Linked DNA regions of Homo sapiens: region 2 is linked to region 1. A link is a contact called in ENCODE Hi-C or POLR2A ChIA-PET data. All regions are on one chromosome and are shown on one strand. Each heading gives the region's core, a stretch centred on a gene start or an enhancer-like site at or near the end of the contact. The rest is flanking DNA. Distances are from core to core; before and after follow the strand shown. Region 1 overlaps CAMK1D (calcium/calmodulin dependent protein kinase ID). Region 2 overlaps CAMK1D (calcium/calmodulin dependent protein kinase ID).

What was found. Hi-C counts contacts between places; a loop is a spot of excess contacts on that map. ChIA-PET counts read pairs that join two places held with the same protein, here RNA polymerase II (POLR2A). Pooled maps may share reads with other maps.
Region 2: a pooled map shows a loop between it and region 1 (6-fold over the local background). The contact joins two enhancer-like sites. A Hi-C loop is called at or near these places in 1 of 168 maps with a recorded cell type or tissue (naive thymus-derived CD4-positive, alpha-beta T cell), 2 of 37 single-sample maps with no recorded cell type and 8 of 50 pooled maps. POLR2A ChIA-PET finds 5 or more read pairs at or near these places in 4 of 52 experiments (GM10248, OCI-LY7, activated CD4-positive, alpha-beta T cell and 1 more).

What each region holds. Positions count from the first base shown.
Region 1 is chr10:12,364,413-12,368,004 of GRCh38, reverse strand. The region is part of intron 1 of CAMK1D (calcium/calmodulin dependent protein kinase ID); the gene reads right to left. Among named protein-coding and RNA genes, the nearest start is that of CAMK1D, 17 kb to the right of the region's middle. Within about 2 kb of position 1,889, at least 4 of the 41 ENCODE cell types and tissues checked have a DNase peak (open chromatin) inside an H3K27ac peak, as active enhancers do.
Region 2 is chr10:12,627,508-12,631,096 of GRCh38, reverse strand. All of the region lies in intron 2 of CAMK1D (calcium/calmodulin dependent protein kinase ID), which reads right to left. Among named protein-coding and RNA genes, the nearest start is that of MIR4481, 24 kb to the left of the region's middle. Within about 2 kb of position 2,021, at least 6 of the 41 ENCODE cell types and tissues checked have a DNase peak (open chromatin) inside an H3K27ac peak, as active enhancers do.

The DNA of each region.
Region 1 (3,592 bases), core at 640-3,139:
TAGCCAGGATGGTCTCGATCTCCTGACCTCGTGATCCACCCGCCTCGGCCTCCCAAAGTGCTGGGATTACAGGTGTGAGCCACTGCGCCTGGCCAAAGACTTCACCTTCTAAGCCAGGGGTCCACAGCCCCCAGGCCATGGGACCTGTACCAGTCCATGGCCTGTTAGGAACTGGGCAACAAAACAGGAGGTGAGCAGCCGGCAACCAAGCAAAGCTTCATCAGTATTTACAGACGCCCCCATCACTTGCAGTACTGCCTGAGCTCCACCTCCCGTTCAGTCAGCGGTGGCATTAGAGTCTCATCAGAACACAAGCCCTGTTGTGAACTGTGCGCACCAGGGATCTAGGTTGTGTGCTCCTTATGAGAATCTAATGCCTGAGGAGCCCTCACTGTCTCCCATCACCCCCAGGTGGCTTGCAGGAAAACAAGCACAGGGCCTCGCACTGATTCTACATTACGGTGAGTTGTAGAATTATTTCATTATATTTTAATATAATAATAGGAATAAATAAATAATAGGAATAAATATAATAATAGGTAATAATAATAGGAATAAAGTACACAATAAATGTAATATGCTTGAATCATCCTGAAACCATCCCCCCACCCCTCGTCCATGGAAAAATTGTCTTCCACGAAACTGATCCCTGGTGCCAAAAAGATTGAGGACCACTGATCTAACCTCAAGAATTTCCAAAGACTGTGTTCTGAAGAGGGGTTGGCTTCAAGGTTTAGGGCATCTGCAGCTTAGCAGAAAGCAGGACTGTGCATGTAACAGTGTTTATTTTATGTCATGAAGCAACTAAGAAGCTGGCTTCCTGTGTCTTACTCTAAGCAGGGAGAGTCAGCCACACTTGGATATGAATATTTTTTATCCCCTTTTTCTCACAAGTATAATTAGCTCTCTGGAAGTCTGTGGCGTCAGGTCTCATCTTGGCGACAGGATCTGTCCCGCTGCTGATTCTGGGGATGTGTTTAGAAGTGGTCATGAGGATAGAGATGGGGACCATGAGAATAAGCCAAGCAAGGCCATCACCACCATCACTGCCAAGCTACACGAATTACTGACAAACTTCAAGTCTGACACCCACTGTGCTCACGAAGACTCTATCTTATAGGGGATAAAGCCGCCCCTATATCCACAGCCAATGCACAGTGACTCAGGCACACCACCTAGTAAAATACTGAAATACCTCCAGTGAGTCTAGATCCACAGCCCCACCTCCACAGGTCCAGCTCCACCACTAATCTCTGGGGTCTCTCCCTAGATCTGCCACCCACCCCGCAGAATGACTGACTGCCCAGGATCCATCCAGCCAATGATTGACTCTTCTTTTTTTTTTTAAGACATAGTCTCGCTGTGTCACCCAGGCTGGAGTGCAGTCACGCAATCTCAGCTCACTGCAACCCCCACCTCCTAGGTTCAAGCGATTCTCCTGCCTCAGCCTCCCGAGTAGCCAGGATTACAGGCATGCGCTACCAGGCCTGGCTAATTTTTTTTTTTATTTTTAGTAGACATGGGGTTTCACTATGTTGGCCAGGCTCGTCTCAAACTCCTGTCCTCAAGTGATTCACCCACCTTGGCCTGCCAAAGTGCTAGGATTACAGGTGTGAGCCACTGAGCCCAGCCCAACAACTGATTCTTACTGTCTTCTTTATATTCTTCCAAATTTTTCAAATTCTCTACAAGGATGGCATGTTGCTGTTCTAATTTTAAGTTCTTCTTAGGGTACCATCACTTAAAAACCGAAAATGAAAACAATACAACAACACTGAAATAGAGCCAAAGAAAACAGACTATGAAACTTTGGGGTTTGTGTTGGTAACTTTCAGATTCAAGATCAACATATGACCCAACTTCTACAGGAAGCCTGCCCAAAAGATAACAGCTATGTTTCAAGAGGTGAATGTGACACTGACACTGAGGAGAAGGAAACGTGTTTTTTTGAGACGGAGTCTCATTCTGTCACCCAGACTGGAGTGCATTGGTGCGATCTCTGCTCACTGCAGCCTCCGGCTCCCAGGTTCCAGGGATTCTCCCACCTCAGCCTCCCGAGTAGCTGGGATTACAGGCATGTGCCACCACGCCCAGCTAATTTTTTTGTATTTTTTAGTAGAGGCAGGGTTTCACCATGTTGGCCAGACTGGTCTCGAACTCCTGACTTCAACTGATTGGTCCACCTCAGCCTCCCAAAGTGCTGGGATTACAGGCGTGAGCCACCCCAGCCAGCACAGAAGGAAACATTTTTAAAGCTATAATCTTTAGGCCGGGCGTGGTGGCTTACACCTGTAATCCCAGCACTTTGGGAGGCCGAGGCAGGCAGATCACGAGGTCAGCAGATCGAGACCATCCTGGCTAACACGGTGAAACCCTGTCTCTACTAAAAATACAAAAAATTAGCCGGGCATGGTGGCAAGCGCCTGTAGTCCCAGCTACTCGGGAGGCTGAGGCAGGAGAATGGCGTGAACCTGGGAGGCGGAGCTTGCAGTGAGCCGAGATTGCGCCACTGCACTCCAGCCTGGGCGACAGAGCGAGACACTGTATCAAAACAAAAACAAAAACAAAAAAAGCTATAACCTTTGCAACATCATAATTGCTCCTGTATGGATTAATGTGAGGTCTTTACTATAATATATACCAAGCAGCACACATTCTTATCTCATTTGGGATCTATAAAAAGTCCATAACGTAAGCAGGTGTCATTATCCCCATTTGACAAACAAGGTCATCAGGACTCAGAGAGGATAGGCCGGCTTGGTGGCTCACACCTGTAATCCCAGAACTTTGGGAGGCTAAGGTGGGTGGATCATTTGAGGTCAGGAATTCAAGACCAGCCCGGCCAACATGGTGAAACCCTGTCTCTATTGAACATACAAAATTAGCCTGGCGTGGTGGTGTATACCTATAATCCCAGCTACTTAGGAGGCTGAGGCAGGAGAATCGCTTGAACCTGGGAGGCAGAGGTTCCAGAGAGTCAAGATCGCACCACTGAACTCCAGCCTGGGTGACAGTGAGACTCCACCTCAAAAAAAAAAAAAGAATCAGAGAGGATAAAACCAAGATTCCATAGTTCTTCACTGGCAGAGCTGGGACTCAAACCCAGACTCCTGACCTCTGCTTCCTTCAGTGGTATGCCACAGCCACCTTCCAGCGACTCCTAAAAGTCTAAGTCAGGAATTTTGCAAGTAGGTTGTTAAACCATGGGGAGCTTGAAATCAGACCAGGTGGGAGTATTCACACCACAGAAATCAGCAAGAGCTACAAATCAGAACTGCCGTCCCACCAAGGCCAGTTTATCAGCACACAACTGACTCCAATGGCCTCCTTCTCTTCCCATACCATAACACATGCATGCACAGAGCGTGAGGTTTTGCTTTTTTTTTTAACATCAGTCAGTACTTCTCTATCCCATCAGCTCCACTAACTAGCTTGTTAGCAGCCTGATCAAATGAGAATGATGGCCATGCGTGGTGGCTCAGGCCTGTAATCCTAGTACTTCGGGAGGCCTAGGTGGGCGGATCACCTGAGGTCAGAAGTTCAAGACCAGCCTGGCTAACATGATGAAACCCCATCTCTACTAAAAATACAA
Region 2 (3,589 bases), core at 772-3,271, 260 kb before region 1:
AATGGCCGTGCATAGATTCAAAGGGTCTGTGCCAATCTCTGAACACTTAAATCACTGCATACTTTCCAAGGAAAGGCTGCACCCTTGAGACAGCTTCTCCTACCTTCTGTTTGTGTGTTTATGTCGTAAGATAATGCATCACCAAGCACTCAAGTGGAATCCTGAGGATCATAAGGCAATCTGGTCCTCCTGTCCCTCACTGATCCCTGGGTGCACCCTCTGAAGTCCACAGCCTCCCACCCTAAAAATGGCATTTTACAAGTTGCTACATTGTGCAGTGCAGGAAGCAGGTCCAATAGGAACTCAAAGAAGGGAGGTACGGAGGACGTGAGGTCACAAGGAAAGCTCCACTGGTAAGATAAAGAGAGCAAAGGGCCAGGGGCAGTAGCTCACGCCTCGAATCCCAGCACTTTGGGAGGAGAGGCCAAGGTGGGAGGATCACTTGAGGCCAGGAATCCAAGAACAGCCAGGGCAACATAGTGAGACCTCATTTCTAGAAAATAAAATAAAATAAAATAAAACAACAAAGCAAAACAAAATAAAATAAAATAAATTAGCTAGGTGGAGTGGTGAGTGCCTATAGTCCCAGCTACTCAGGAGGCAGAAGCAGGGAGATCACTCAAGTACAAGAGTTCAAGGCTGCAGTGAGCTATGATCACACCACTGTTCTCCAGCCTGGGCTACTGAGTGAGATCCTGTCTTTTTTTTAAAAAAAAAAAAAAAGAAAGAAAAAGAAAGTAAATCTTAGCAGAATTTGGATAAGAAAACAAGTCACAATATATACGCGGTGGGGGTGGGCAGAAGGGGGATTTAAGGGGAAACAAAAGAGAGAAGGTCTTGAGGACAAAGATGCGCTCACTAGGGAGAAGATGCTGGGAAGAAGACGGAGCATGAAAGTTAGGTAAGAAGTAACCAGGTTATAAGCAGCTTCGAATATCAGGGTGAAGAGATGGGGCTTCATTTTTAGTATCCTACATCCTTATGGCTAGAAAGAACTGTAGAGGCCATCTCGTCCAATCACACCCAAAACCAAGCCAAGAGGCCACCCTACGGGGCTCAGGTGCCTCCCTGTCCCACTGTCCTTCTGACCTCAGCCTCTCCGGAACAGACCATCTCTCAGAGAGCTGCAGCCCTGCCTCCATCCACTGCAGTCTATCGTATACATCACTGGACTGAACTCATCACTGTCCCCTCTTGCTGTTCATTCACTGCCCTGGGAGGCATCAACAGACATGATCCAAGACAATCACAGGGTCAGGACCCACTCGAAGGTCTCAATGGATGTTCTCCTCCTTCTGTATCCAGAACCCCTTGCTTTTGAGGATGCTACGAGGAAACAATGGCTTGAGCCCAGAGAAATGAATGTTATAATGCTATCAGGAAACCTACTACTAAAAAACATCAGCTTGGATATTGTGAGAATTACAGTTTGGCACACTTCTGGGAGATAATGTAGAGGTTGAAACAAAATCACAGGTGGAGAACACGTCCTTGTCTGCGATGACTATAATCAGGACCCTCCCACACAATCAGCTTTTCACTTCACAGCCACACCACGGCCTCTAACTTTGCTCCCTGTAATAGTCTGACAACCTCGACATGGGGACAACACACAAGAATCTGGAAGAAAGGACTCACCTTTAGCTCTGCATCTTCACCGGATGCACATTATATTTTTATGTAAACGTGTTTATTGTCATTTTGGCCTTTCAACACCTTGGCATGAAACGTTTTTACTACATCGAGTGCAAAGTTGATTGCATAGTCATAGTTTTAGAAACCAAAAGGTAAGGCTAAAACCAGGACTGGATCAGTCTTTAAAAGGACTCTTCAGATCCTCAGATTCCCCTCCTGTCCTGAAGAAAGCCCAGAGGTTTGCTCTCTAAGAAGATTACTGCATACAGTGGAGTGGAGATTAAAGCACTTTAGAGAAAATAAGCCACTGAACAAAAGCTCCCGCCTCACCCAAGCTCAGCTCCCAGAATGCTGGCAGCTGGCCTCTGTCCCCACCAAACAAATACACACAGACATTTACAGCAGCTTTATTCACAACTGCCCAGACCCGGAAGCAACACAGTCCCCCAGTAGGTGAACAGGTAAACTGTGGTACATCTAGACAATGGACTAGTATCCAGTGCTAAAAAGAAATAAGCTATCAAGCCACTTAACTGTGCATTTCTAAGTGAATGAAGCCAATCTTGAAAGACTACATATTGTATGATTCCCATTATATGACCTTATAGAAAAGGTAAAACTATGAAGACGGTGAAAAGGTCAGTGGCAGCCAAAGATTGGAAGGAGAAGGGGAAGGGAGGGAAGAACAGGTGGAAAACAGGATTTGTATAGCAGTGAAACGATTCTGCAGGCCTCTATGATGGTGGATACATGTCATATATTTGTCAAAACCCACAGAATGTATAACATAAAGAGTGGACCCTAATGTAAACTAAGGGCTTTAGTTAATAATAATGTACCAATACTGGCTCATCAATTATAGCAAATGTACCGCTCATCAATACCAATATTGGCTTATCAATTATAACAAATGTACCACCCTAATTCAAGATGTTAATAATAGGGCAAATTGGGTTGGGGGTATATGAGAACTCCCTGTACTTTCCACTCAATTTTTCTCAAAACCGAAAACTGCTAGACTATGATAAAGTAAAAATAAGACAAAGTTATTAATTAGACACACACACAGTGAGCCATGACCACACTAGTACATACTAGAATGGCTAAAATTTAAAAGACCAACAACACCAAGGATTAATGAGCAACTAAAACTATCTTACATTACTGGAGGGAATGAAATGGTACAACCCCACTGGAAAACAGTTAAACACATATGTGCCAAATTACCCAGCAATTCCATTCGTAGATATTTACCTGAAAGAAATGAAAACATAGGTCTACACAAACACTTGAATACAAATGTTCATAACAGCTTTAACTTAATAGCCTGAAACTGGGAAAAACTCAGTTTTGTTTTGTTTTTTGTTTTTTGTTTTTTTTTGAGACAGAGTCTTGCTCTGTCGCCCAGGCTGGAGTGCAGTGGCACAATCTTGGTTCACTGCAACCTCTGCCTTCCAGGTTCAAGCGATTCCCCTGCCTCAGCCTCCTGAGTAGCCGGGATTACAGGTGTGCGCCACCACGCCTGGCTAAATTTTTTTGTATTTTTAGTAGAGAGGGGGTTTCACCATGTTAGCCAGGATGGTCTTGATCTCCTGACCTTGTGATCTGCCTGCCTCGGCCTCCCAAAATTTCGGACTACAGGCGTGAGCCACTGCACCTGGCCTTGTTTTTTTCTGTGTTCATCAACAGGTAAATGAATAAACACCTCGTGTTACATTTATGCAAAGGAATTTCATACATGCAGTGAAAAAGAACAATCCCAACAGCATGAATGAAGCTCAAAAACATTATGCTGAGTGAAAGATACAAAAAAAAATGTGCTCTATGATTCCATTTACATGAAGTCTAGAACAGACAAAAATAATATGTGGCCATACAAATCAGATGAGTGGTTGTACAGGACAGTGGGTAGAAAGAATTAACTAATAAGAGACATAAAGGAATGTTTTGAGGC